Regions from separate parts of the Homo sapiens genome. Here regions 2 and 3 are each linked to region 1. The links are chromatin loops, found by intact Hi-C in ENCODE. Cell type or tissue: endothelial cell of umbilical vein. All regions are shown on one strand.

What was found. Peaks named below come from ENCODE experiments on the same cell type or tissue, not always from the same donor. Only the 100,000 strongest peaks of a DNase experiment are listed, where the experiment ranks them.
Region 2: it touches region 1 in a loop (9-fold over the local background); 1 of 110 quality-filtered maps calls a loop at or near these places.
Region 3: a loop joins it to region 1, with 3 times the contacts of the local background. A loop is called at or near these places in 1 of 110 quality-filtered maps.

The regions. Positions count from the first base shown.
Region 1 is chr9:81,594,347-81,598,346 of GRCh38, forward strand. All of the region lies in intron 14 of TLE1 (TLE family member 1, transcriptional corepressor), which reads right to left. Among named protein-coding and RNA genes, the nearest start is that of TLE1, 93 kb to the right of the region's middle. RefSeq lists enhancers at 844-1,539, 1,540-2,233. In endothelial cell of umbilical vein, no CTCF peak of the experiment used is centred here; DNase peaks (open chromatin) are centred at 1,085, 2,025, 2,795 and 3,585; H3K27ac peaks cover 2,965 bases.
Region 2 is chr9:81,873,211-81,877,210 of GRCh38, forward strand. No RefSeq gene overlaps it. Among named protein-coding and RNA genes, the nearest start is that of SPATA31D4, 53 kb to the right of the region's middle. In endothelial cell of umbilical vein, no CTCF peak of the experiment used is centred here; DNase peaks (open chromatin) are centred at 1,191 and 1,901; H3K27ac peaks cover 1,710 bases.
Region 3 is chr9:81,757,771-81,761,770 of GRCh38, forward strand. All of the region lies in intron 3 of TLE1-DT (TLE1 divergent transcript), which reads left to right. Among named protein-coding and RNA genes, the nearest start is that of TLE1-DT, 70 kb to the left of the region's middle. RefSeq lists an enhancer at 2,736-3,237. In endothelial cell of umbilical vein, no CTCF peak of the experiment used is centred here; a DNase peak (open chromatin) is centred at 2,111; H3K27ac peaks cover 1,770 bases.

The DNA.
Region 1 (4,000 bases):
GCCATAAAAAAAAGGATGAGTTCATGTCCCTTGCAGGGACATGGATGAAACTGGAAACCATCATTCCCAGCAAACTAACACAGGAACAGAAAACCAAACCCTGCATGTTCTCACTCATAAATGGGAGTTGGACAATGAGAACAATGAGATCGCGCCACTGCACTCCAGCCTAGGCGACAAGAGCAAGACTACGTCTTAAAAAAAAAAAAAATTATGCACATTCTACTTTGAAGACCACTACTTCCACTTTCTTAACTTGAAATCACTAAGAGAGCTAGAAGTTCAAACCATAAACAATAAGTGAAGTATGCACTGCTTCCTCCTTCCCATTACCCTCGAGAAAGTCTGGGCCCTTTCTGGAGCTTGTCATTGGCAGCTTTAAATATAATGTAAACACCATGAGTACTAACACAGAGCTTAAATTTTCATTTTAATACAAACTCAAATTTTGTAAAGTAACTTAGCAAGCACAAAACTGAAAACCGATTATGCCAGGTCTCTAGCACCCTGCACTTAAAACCCACATACATTTGCTTGAAAATAAAATGCATGCTATTATCTTCCCTCCATAAAAGCAAAATATCAGACACATGAAGACTTTTAAACTTCCCCTCCACTCAATCACAGGACATAATCTCAATCTGTTATCTGCTGGCAAATTGGTTCCAGTAACTAATAGTAAATAGCTTTTTGGCCCAAATCCTTAATGTTACTCTTAATTTGAATGAATAAGCACGTATAATGGGAACCATGGAGACTGTCCTGGGGAATAAATACACATATAAAAACAATATAGCTCAAAGCCCTCACATCACCAAACCACTCAATCTCATTTTTTATCCAACAGGATTATTTGGTGTCCTTAGCAATATATCGAGTCCACATGATATTTCAACATGCACATTATAGTTAGTTGAACAGGAACCTATGCCACTTATTATGGGATACTTGGAGTCATAATCAAATAGCATTTTGTTGCCCTTGAAGACTGCCACAGAACTATGGGAGTTTAAGTCTATTCATGTCCTACAAGAATTCTAGGCTTTGAAGAATGCTCAACGAACAAAGTCCAGTAGCCAAGTTCTATGACTCAGAATCAGGCTCCATACTCTGGGTCCAAAAACAACAAAAAAATTGCCAGGTGATACTGAAGAAATGACAAGTAAATTTCCATAAAATTAAACAATTGAGGCTGGGCGCGGTGGCTCACGCCTGTAATCCCAGCACTCTGGGAGGCCAAGGCGGGCGGATCACGAGATCAGGAGATCAAGACCATCCTGGCTAACAGAGTGAAACCCCATCTCTACTAAAAATACAAAAAAATCAGCCGGGTATGGTGGCGGGCGCTTGTAGTCCCAGCTACTCGGGAGGCTGAGGCAGGAGAATGGCGTGAACCTGGGAGGCGGAGCTTGTGGTGAGCCGAGATTGTGCCACTGCACTCCAGCCTGGGCGACAGAGACTCTGTCTCAAAAAAAAAAAAAAAAAAATTAAAAAATAAAAGTAAAACAATTGAGTTGCACATGATTTAAAGGATGGTGTTTAAGATGGAGAAACTGCTTCTCAAAGATCTCGGTGCCATGAGAGAAATTACACATGTGAGGATTAGTTTTTCTCTGTGTACCACAAATCAAGCTGGGCGCCTCCAGGTAAGGCCAGGTTTCCATGAGGCACCCTTTCATCAATCTCAGATTTTTCAGAGAAAGGAGATTTTATCTTCCTCCAACTGGAAGCCTGCTTATCATAGAGTTAAATGTTCCAGATTAAATAGATGCACCGAGTAACAGACGGGAGATCTGTCTGCTGATCTTTGGAAGACACCCACTTCTCTCCCAGGTGTCCTCTTCTTTAAACTGCACAGGAGGCCTGCGATCATCATATGGAGGCAATTTAAAATTGATTCACAATGCAGCGAGCTGCTGTCAGAAGCTGTGAACACTCATCCGTCCCACGGGAAGCCCATATGGATGTTAATACATCAGTCACAGGGGGCCTCGCAGGAAGCTGGTGCTGCCTGCTGTGCTGGAGAGCCAAATCAAATGAACACGCCAGAGCAACACAAAGGGTGGATGGGCCTTTAGGAGGGATCAACTGGAAGGAAAAAACCAGGGGAGGAAATTATTCACCTACAATAATAACAGAGCTTTTTCAATAAAAGGCCACACTGAGGGCTCATCATGACCATGGTGAAGGGATCCCAGAAGGAAACTTAACTTTCTCTACTGGTTGAGGAACTAGGAAAAGTAAAACCAATCAGAAAGAGGAATGTATAAACAGATAGTGAGCATTCATGAATATCGCTCACACCTGAATTCAGAATGAAGCCAGATACAAAATAATGGACATGGAAATGACCGCATTTCTAGAATTTCGAACACAGGCAAAATTCATCTGCAGTATTGAAAGTCAAGGTGGTGGTTAACCTTGGTGACTGCAAGGGGCATGGGAGGGGTTTCTGGGCAATGATCCTGCTCTGTTCCTTGATCCAAGGGCTGGTTACACAGGTGGCTGCCTTTGGTGAAAAGTCACTGAGCTAGACATGTATGATTCATGCACTTTTCTGTATGTGTATGGTATTCCAATATTTAAAGTTTAGATTCATTTACTTATTCAAGAGGAAGTCGAGGGGAAGGCTCGTAACCAGTTAACACATTAGATTAGGTCCACAGGCAAATCAAGTGCCCAAACTTTGCTGTTAAATGAACCTCTCTCTGGTTCTCTGGCTACGTCAACTGCGGTCTTGCCAATCAGCCAGCCTGCAGTCTAGAATGTGTCTGTTTCGTGATCCATAAGATAGGAATAATAATAAAACACAGAGGTCGCAGGGGTTGCTGTAAGGATTAAAGTGGTAACAGCTGCAAAACACTTAACACAGCACTTGACACCTGCAGTGAGTCTTCAGGAAATGACAGTATTGTTATCGCACCACCACGACTTAAAAAAAAGCCAAGTGAAGATACGTTGAATTGAGGGCTTTATCTCAACCAGTGGACAAGTATGTGGGTCAGGGAATGCGGAAAGGGAGGAAGACGCAGGGTGGGGATCAGGAAAGCACAAGGGCAGTGATGAGGCAACAAAAAATACAAAATTCTTAAGTCATCAAAGGTGAGAGTGGGGGAAATGGCAGTTGGCAAAGACTAGAACAAACGCCCAAAGAGTAGAGATGGACGTTTGGATAGAATCGTGGCAAACTGCAGGGCAGACAGTCAGTCCTGGATCCCTCCTTAGGGGCCATACAGCGAAGCCCACCTGCATCTCAGAAAGCCTCAGAACTGAGACCCAGCCCCCACCTAGCTTTCTGAATCAAGCTCCTACAGATCAGGATCGCTTCTGCTTCTGAAGTCTGGTGTCAGAATCGAAAAGAATAAAGCCCACTCGACTTCACAGATGTAAAACATGAATGATATAAAAACCCATTAAGAGCAAGGGGCTTTTCATTTACTGGGCACACAGCAGAGGTGAAGGAACTAAAAGCAAAGAGTCCCCACCGGGCTCCTTCGCAGCTGTGGTGAACTGGAAAACAAGACTGTGTTCCAAGGGGGCAGGTTGTTTTTTCCTAGCAGACCAGGCTCCTGTTAATAAAACTATGCTGTGTTCTGTGGTCAAAGGAAAACAGGTGTTTACAGGGTTGTTGGTTTCCTGGAAATAGGAACTGCAGTGGCAGAATCAAGTAAACAATAATGAAGAACCACAGACCCCAGAGAGGACGGCTGTGGTCAAGCCCCGCTGCCTACGGACTTGGCACTCTGGATGTGAAATTGTTAGCTATATTAACAAGGATCAAAAATCTGATCGTGTCAAAAACCTTCATTCGCTCTTCAAGCTCTTTAGGGCTCATGAAGCCCTTTACAATTTAGTGCCAACAAGTCTTACTTCATGTGACCTTAAACTCCCAGCCACACAGGACAACAGGCCAGTCCCCTAAAATATCACATGCTGTCACATCTCCAAGTTGCGCACAAACTGTTCCCTCCCGCTAGAACAGCACCGCTTCCCTCCCAAG
Region 2 (4,000 bases), 280 kb after region 1:
ATTAGAAAATTAATCCTTAATCAGAGTAATGCAGTGTCGCAATTTCAATCTGCTAATGACCTTTGGAGAGACACGGCACATCTCTCCAGTTGATGGATTTCCCTTTTAGAGGATAAATGACATCCTCCCCATGCTTCTCTCAGCTGGACCAACACACTTCAGAAACAAAGAATCCTTCGGGCAGGAAGTGACCCCTTACATTTCTGACACTGGCCATTTAGGTTTCCCCAGCTTCTCCCAATTTTGCAATTTACTTTCTCTCCCATTAAAGTGGCCTTATTGTGTCACTTAACTTTTCCCACTGCTTATTGTTATTTATTTTTTTCATAGAGCAGCCCTGACTTATATTTTATTCTTCTTTTATAATGCTTTTATTTTCACCTTATTACTGCTGAAAATCAACTAAACTTCATTATTACTCCTCCCCGCCCCTGCTCCCTAATCTCTATCAACCTTTATCTGTTATCCAGGTTTATTTTTTTGTTTTTATTTTTATTTTTTTTCAGAGTCTTGCTCTTGTTGCCCAGGCTGGAGTGCAATGGTGTGATCTTGGCTCACTGCAACCTCCGCCTCCTGGGTTCAAGCGATTCTCCTGCCTCAACCTCCTGAGTAGGTGGGATTACAGGCACCTGGCACCATGCCCAGCTAATTTTTGTATTTTTAGTAGAGCTAGGGTTTCACCATATTGGCCAGGCTGATGTCGAACTGCTGACCTCAGGTGATCTGCCCACTTTGGCCTCCCAAAGTTCTAGGATTACAGGTGTGAGCCACCATGCCCGGCCTATCCAGGTTTTTAAAATATGCACTCTAGACAGTAGTCAAAAAAGATTGACTGAATCTTTACATAAGATATATTTTTTTTTCTGCATGGGACATTTTCAAGAATAGCTATAATCCCTTTTCTTAAGAACTTTAGATGGATTAAGGAAATAAAATAAGTAAATTTGTTAACAGCATTAGAATTTCATTCTGAAATCTTTTCTACAGGTCGAAATGTGGCAGAAAGCAGATGTCTATTTAAGGGGAAAGACCTTGTTACAAGTTGTCTTGCAGACTCTTAGATTGTCCTTAAAAGCAGTGTTATGACTGAGGATGCGAGGCACAGTTTTGGTTACCACCGTGTTTAATTTCAATAGGGAAAGTAAAATCATGTCTCAAAGCACCGGAATTGACTTTCCCTGAGCCTCTCCTTGGTTATACATTCTTATAATTACAGGATACAGAAGACAGAAACTTGGCATTCATTTTATCTGTCGTACTCTACATACTAGGAAATTGAGGCTCAGGGACAGGAAGTCATTAAGATAATTCATTATTTTGTTACTTGACTAGAGTGTTTTCAGAAAGGATGCAGAAAAGTAGAAATATTTGAAAGGCATTTAGGAATCGTGACAGTCAATACTGACTGGGCGTGGTGGTGTGCGCCTGTAGTCCCAGCTACTTGGGAGGCTGAGGTGGGAGGATCACCTGAGCCTGGGAAATTGAGGCTGCAGCGAGCCAATTGAGGCCAATTGCGCCACTACACTCCAGCCTGGGTGATGGGACTGAGACCATGTCTCAAAACAACAACAACAAAAAGTCAATGCTGATGGACTGGTTTGGTGGTGGGATTGGGTGCTGAGGGAGGGGGAAGATTCAAGGATGCTGCTTGGAACTGTAGCTTTAGTATCCGTACAAATGGGAAGAGTTAATTTTGAAGGAGGACACAGGAGGAAAGGTATATCTGCAGAGAAAGATTGTGAGTTTAGTTTGGGAGTGTTGCATCTTGGGTGGCTTTATGAATCCAAGACAACATATTACAATGGAACATAAACAGAAGGAAAACAACGAGAGTACTGAGTCATAAAAGTTAGTGAAGAGAGTTTTTCCAAGAGGGAGTTTTTCTCATCCATAGCCTCTGTGAGGCCAATTAAGACACAGATGGAAACATGTTACGTTTAGCTATAAGGAAGTTGTTGTTGATCTTGGCAAGTGGTGTTTCAATGGAGCATGGGGTTAGAAGCCAAAGTAGCGAGCTGAGAAATGAGTGGGAGGAGAGGAAGTAGAAAAAGGGAATGTAAACAACTATCAAGAAGTTTGGGACGGTTAAGGAAAGGGGGAAAGTAGGGTTATACCTACCAGAGAAGATGTAGAAAAATGGTTTTATTTGATACAAGAGCAAGTTGGGCATGTTTAAGTGCTGATGGGAAAGGGCCAATTTTTCTATGGAAGTAATTTTTCTCTTTTCTGGTTCCTGCCTTCTGTCTAAATGTCTGTGTAGTTCCTGGAAATTGTGGAGCAGATCTTTTAGGAGCATCAGAATTATCTCTTATGGATCCATTATCAACTAACTTTTGACTACCAGCTCTTGTTATCAATCCATATGCCTACATTCCCCATGGACTCTGTCCTGAATGCTCACATTCATGTTAGAAAAAAAGCATCTCTCAAATTTGTTAGCAGGAGTAAAGCAAGCAAAAGCAATTTATCCACTTTTCAAATTGGCCTGGATGTGAGTTCAAACTGGGAGATTCTCATTTAAGATCAGTTTTAGAAGAAGATTTGAATAACATTATTTACCATTAATATTAATCATGCATCTAACAACTGGCTCTATATTTACCTAGTGAGGTAAATATATGTGTGTGTGTGTGTGTGTGTGTGTGTGTGTGTATTTTTTTTTTTGAGACGGAGTCTTGCTCTGTGGCCCAGGCTGGAGTGCAGTTGCACCATCTCGTCTCACTGCAAGCTCTGCCTCTAGGGTTCACGCCATTCTCCTGCTTCGGCCTCCTGAGTAGCTGGGACTACAGGTGCCCCCCACCACGCCTGGCTAATTTTTTTGTATTTTTAGTAGAGACGGGGTTTCACTGTGTTAGCCAGGATGGTCTCGATCTCCTGTCCTCATGATCTGCCCGCCTTGGCCTCCCAAAGTGCTGGGATTACAGGTGTGAGCACAGTGCCTGGCCTATACATACATACATATATATATATATGAGTGTGTGTGTGTGTGTATATATATATGTGTGTGTGTGTATATATATATATATATATATATTTTTTTTTTTTTTTGAGACAATCTCACTCTGTCACCCAGGTTGGAGTGCAGTGGTGCAATCTTGGCTCACTGCAACCTCCGTCTCCTAAATTCAAGCAATGCTCGTGACTCAGACTCCCAAGTAGCTGAGATTACAGGTGCGTGCCACCACAGCCGGCTAATTTTTGTATTTTTAGTATAGATGGGATTTCGCCAGGTTGGCTAGGCTGGTCTCAAACTCCTGATCTCATGTGATCCACCTGCCTCGGCCTCCCAAAGTGCTAGGGTTACAGGCATGAGCCACTGCGTCCTGCCATGTAAATATATTTATTTATTCATTACCTACTATATAGCAGATACCTAGCATGAAATACCTAAGGATGATCTGAAAATCTTGATTTTTAAGTTATTTTATATTTTGAATGTAAATTTCTGCAGTTTATGGTGATTTTCTACATTTTTGGTACAATATTCTCCGCTATGTCAAAAACAGTGTTCTTTAAGTTATAGCTGAAACTTTTTTTTTTGGACACCTGGCATCCAAATTTGCTCTCTATTTTTAAAATAGGCCCTGCTAGGCCGGGCACAGTGGCTCACGCCTGTAATCCCAGCACTTTGAGAGGACGAGGCGGGGGAATCACCTGCGGTAGGGAGTTCGAGATCAGCCTGAACAACATGGAGAAACCCCATGTCTACTAAAAATACAAAAAATTAGCCGGGCGTGGTGGTGCATGCTTGTAATCCCAGCTACTCGGGAGGCTGAGGCAGGAGAATTGCTTGAACCTGGGAGGCGGAGGTTGTGGTGAGCCGAGATTGTGTCACCGCACTCCAGCCTGAGCAATAAGAGCAAAGCTCCGTCTCAAAAAACAAACAAATAAAAAAAAAATAGGCCCTGGAATGTAATTTTTCTTAGAAACAAGGGCCCTACTTCCTTCTGTGTAAATTGACCTGGATTAGCCGATGGGTTCTCTCACCAAGGGTGTGACA
Region 3 (4,000 bases), 160 kb after region 1:
TTACTAAACATACATAACATACTTGCATATGGACTTGAGAAATGTTTCTTAGGGATTTTTGCCATCTTGGTAATAATCAGAGTCTTGGTAAAAGTCAGAAATCAAAAACCTAATCAGATGCATCTATATGGCAAAAACTATAAGATTCTTTCATTTGTTTGTTTTTAACTCGAAACTCCAAAGATGACAGAAGATATTGAGAATGGCTGGACCCACACTCTAAAGCAAACTAAATACACAGCAGTTACACTCATATTTATATGTACCATAGCGCACGGGACTTCAATGAGTTCTTATATTCACCTCAGTTTCTCCTCCCTAAGGAAGCAGTGACCACTGCGGATTGACGCAGCTAAGGGGGTTTTCTAGGCTTACTTGGATTGGATTCTCTTTGGCATGCTCACTGTTGTTTTTTTCTTGCTTGATTTGGTCTGAGCTGAGATGTCCACCCTTTACTGGAGGACTGTCATGTTGGAGACTTGCCTCTGCTAGCTCACTGGACGGGCTGTGCTCACTGTGGCCTCCTTACCTGGATGAGTCAGTCAGCACGCTCTCAAAGGGTCCTATCTCTTTCTGCATGGGTGGCTATCTCTGCAAGGGCTGTGATGGTGGGTAAAATGTCCAAAGACCCATAGGCAGCATGAAATGCACCAAATGTCCATTTACTCAACTCAGTGGTATCTGACATAAGACCACAGAACACACCTTCTCTCCACCACCCATCTTGCTTGACCCTACTTGCGGGTAGTATGTTGCCAGCAACCTGGATATTATTGTTAATTAATTCATGCCTAACATGCAGTGGCTTATACTGGGTATTATTGAATGTCTAAGAATAGGCACAGAGCCTGAAATTGAGAAGTGAAAACTGCAAAATGGCTGGGTGGAAAAAATGATGGGACATGGAGCAGGCCTTTTGGTATTTTCCCTGTAGTTATCTTTTACAGGTTAAATAAGATTAATATTCATGGTGAACCAAGAGCAATTAGCTACTTTGCATGTGTTACTGCTTCTTAGCCTATTCTAAACTCTGTTTTATGTATTTATTTTAAAGGACTTTGCCTTGATTAGGGCCATTCGTATAAGACCTTGTACTTTGCATATTTGCAATCATGTTTGCATGTTTGCATTTCTAAAGTTTTGAATTTCAAATCAGGCAACGAGTTTCAGCAAATATACTTCATGTACACATGACCGTAATCAGGGCGTGAGACTATACTACAATAAAATCCCAAAATGGCTTCTAGGAATAAAAGATTTTATGTTTTCTATTTATAATAAAAATTTGGGGTGAGGGTTGGCTTTATTTTAAAAACAGAATAATTCTGTATGTAATTTAAATGCAAAATTGCGAACTAGTATTTTTCTAATTGTATTCAAAATCTGAACCCCCTAATGGGGGCAAGGGAAGGTTGGAATATTCTTATCCATAATGATGACTGAACAATAGGCCTTTCCCCTTTTCTTTCCTCTGCTTCCCTGGGACAGCAGCGCCCACTGTCACGCACGTATCACTTACTCTCATACTGTTTTCCAGGATACTTGGCCAAGGCATCTTCTAACATGTTATAAGATGATTTCAGAAATAATTTTTATCAGATCATAGTTAATCTTTCTAACAGATCTATGAGGTAAACATCCCAGGCCCACTCGCTACAAATGTCAGGGCTGCGATTTTTAGCCAGATTTTTTTGACTTTTAATCAAGGACCTTTTTCACTTCATTTATATTTCTCAAATTAAAGTCTGAAGATCCTTGAAAGTCTTCAGTCGTATTCTGAAGGGGCCTTGAGTTCTCTGTGAGAATTCAATTTTGTATTTTCATTTTGATGCTAATAATCAGTGAAGATCAACATATTTTGGTTCATTTGGATGATCAACTTAACGGAGAGCTTCCACATACTTTCAGGGCCTGCATTTTTATCTGTGTTTAAGATTTTCTTGGTGACAGGGAGTGACAGTTTCTTTGTCATTGAAAAATCATTGTAAATAATTTTTAAAAAAACAAAACACACAGACATGTGAATGTTGTGTTCTCACCAAGTGAAGGTCCGATGACCTCATCACAGGATGTACAAAGGAAGGTTCTGCATAACGTAAATAGAGACAAGCAGTGGAAGCATTGAGTCACTGCAAAGCATGAGGCCAGCAGGCTGAACTCAGGAGAGCCTGGGCAGGGAGCACCACTTTCATGCCGTTGAGGGGAGTGACCATTCTGTATTTGTTCCATTAAATTAAAAGTATTCATTTGAATCGTATGACTTTCCTACATTTGTTCACCTATAAGTTTGTTTTGGTTTTATTGTGGCATGAAGTCTATATGAAAACATTCTTTGTATCTAGTTTTAAGTTTACATATATTAAAAATAACATTTTAATAAAAATCACTTAGGGATGACATCAGAGGTCCATGAGAATGTCTTTCCCTTAAAGACGGTCACACATTATTCCATCAGCACTCCATCATAGGCTAAGTTTCCAAAGAAGTTTTAGGAAAGAGGAAAGTATATTTGAGGGTTTTTGTTTTGTTTTGTTTTGTTCTTTTTTCTTTTTTTTTTTTTTTTTGACAGAGTTTCGCTCTTGTTGCCCAGGCTGGAGTGCAATGGCGCGATCTTGGCTCACTGTAGCCTCCGCCTACCAGGTTCAAGCGATTCTCCTGCCCCAGCCTCCAAGTAGCTGAGATTACAGGCGCCTGCCATCATGCCTAATTTTTTGTAGTTTTAGTAGGGATGGGGTTTCACCACGTTGGCCAGGCTGGTCGTGAATCCCTGACCTCAGGTGATCCACCCGCCTTGGCCTCCCAAAGTGCTGGGAGTGCAGGCATGAGCCACTGCACCGGCCCATGTTTGAGTTTTATGCAATTTATGTTGGTGACTTGTTAACAGCACCAGAGGCCCTACCTTCAAAATATATCGAGTCCAGTTGCTTTTACTCCCTCTATTCTTAGTGCCTGGTCTAGTCACCATTTCTCAGCTGCCTAGATGACAGCCACAGCTCCCAGCTCCTGCCAACCCCTCTGTCCATTCTCAACCTACAACCAGAGGGAGGCTGCTCAAGCCTGAGCCTGATCCTGTGACTCCTCTTCTTCCCACCTGCTAAATGGCTCCCCTCCCTCTCAGAGTGACTGCCAAAGGCCCCCTTACCAGCAGGCCCTGCACTAGCCCCTGTGCCGCTCCAGCGTCTCCACGGCTCCCACTGTGCTCCCACCACTGCAGCCCCACTGACCCCTCCTTGCTCCTGGAACACACCAGGCCTACTCCTGCCTCGGGACCTTTGCACTTCCTTTCCCACTGCTTGGGAAGCTTTTCCCCAGATGCCCAGTGGCTGCCTGCCTCCCTTGGCTCAAGTCTTCTCTCAAATCTCATGTTGGCAGTGATGCCTTCCTGACCACTCTGTATAAAACTGTAAACCCTAGGCTGGGCACGATGGCTCACGCCTGTAATCCCGGCACTTTGGGAGGCTGAAGTGGGCGGATCACCTGAGGTCGGGAGTTTGAGACCAGCCTGACCAACATGGAGAAACCCTGTCTCTACTAAAAATACAAAATTAGCTGGGCGTGGTGGCGCATGTCTGTAACCCCAGCTATGTGGGAGGCTGAGGCAAAAGAATCGCTTGAACTCAGGAGGCGGAGTTTGCGGTAAGCCGAGATCGTGCCATTGCATTCCAGCCTGGGCAACAAGAGCGAAACTCTGTCTCAAACAAACAAACAAACAAAAATTTTGAACCCCACCCCTCCAGTGCTTCCCCCCTCTTTCTCTGCTTCATTTTTCCCACATGACTTATCCTCAAACACACTATTTAATGTATTTATGTATTTGATGCAGTAAAGGCAGAAGTTTACCCATTGCCTAATGACCCAGGGGACTTTTTGTTTATATTTTCTTCTAATCTTATACTGTGTCCTTGTTACAAAATACAAAAGGTACAGAAGTGAATAGTAAGTTTTTCTTCATCCCAGTTTCTATGCTGTACTTTCTATGTATTTATCTTTTTGTTTTGTA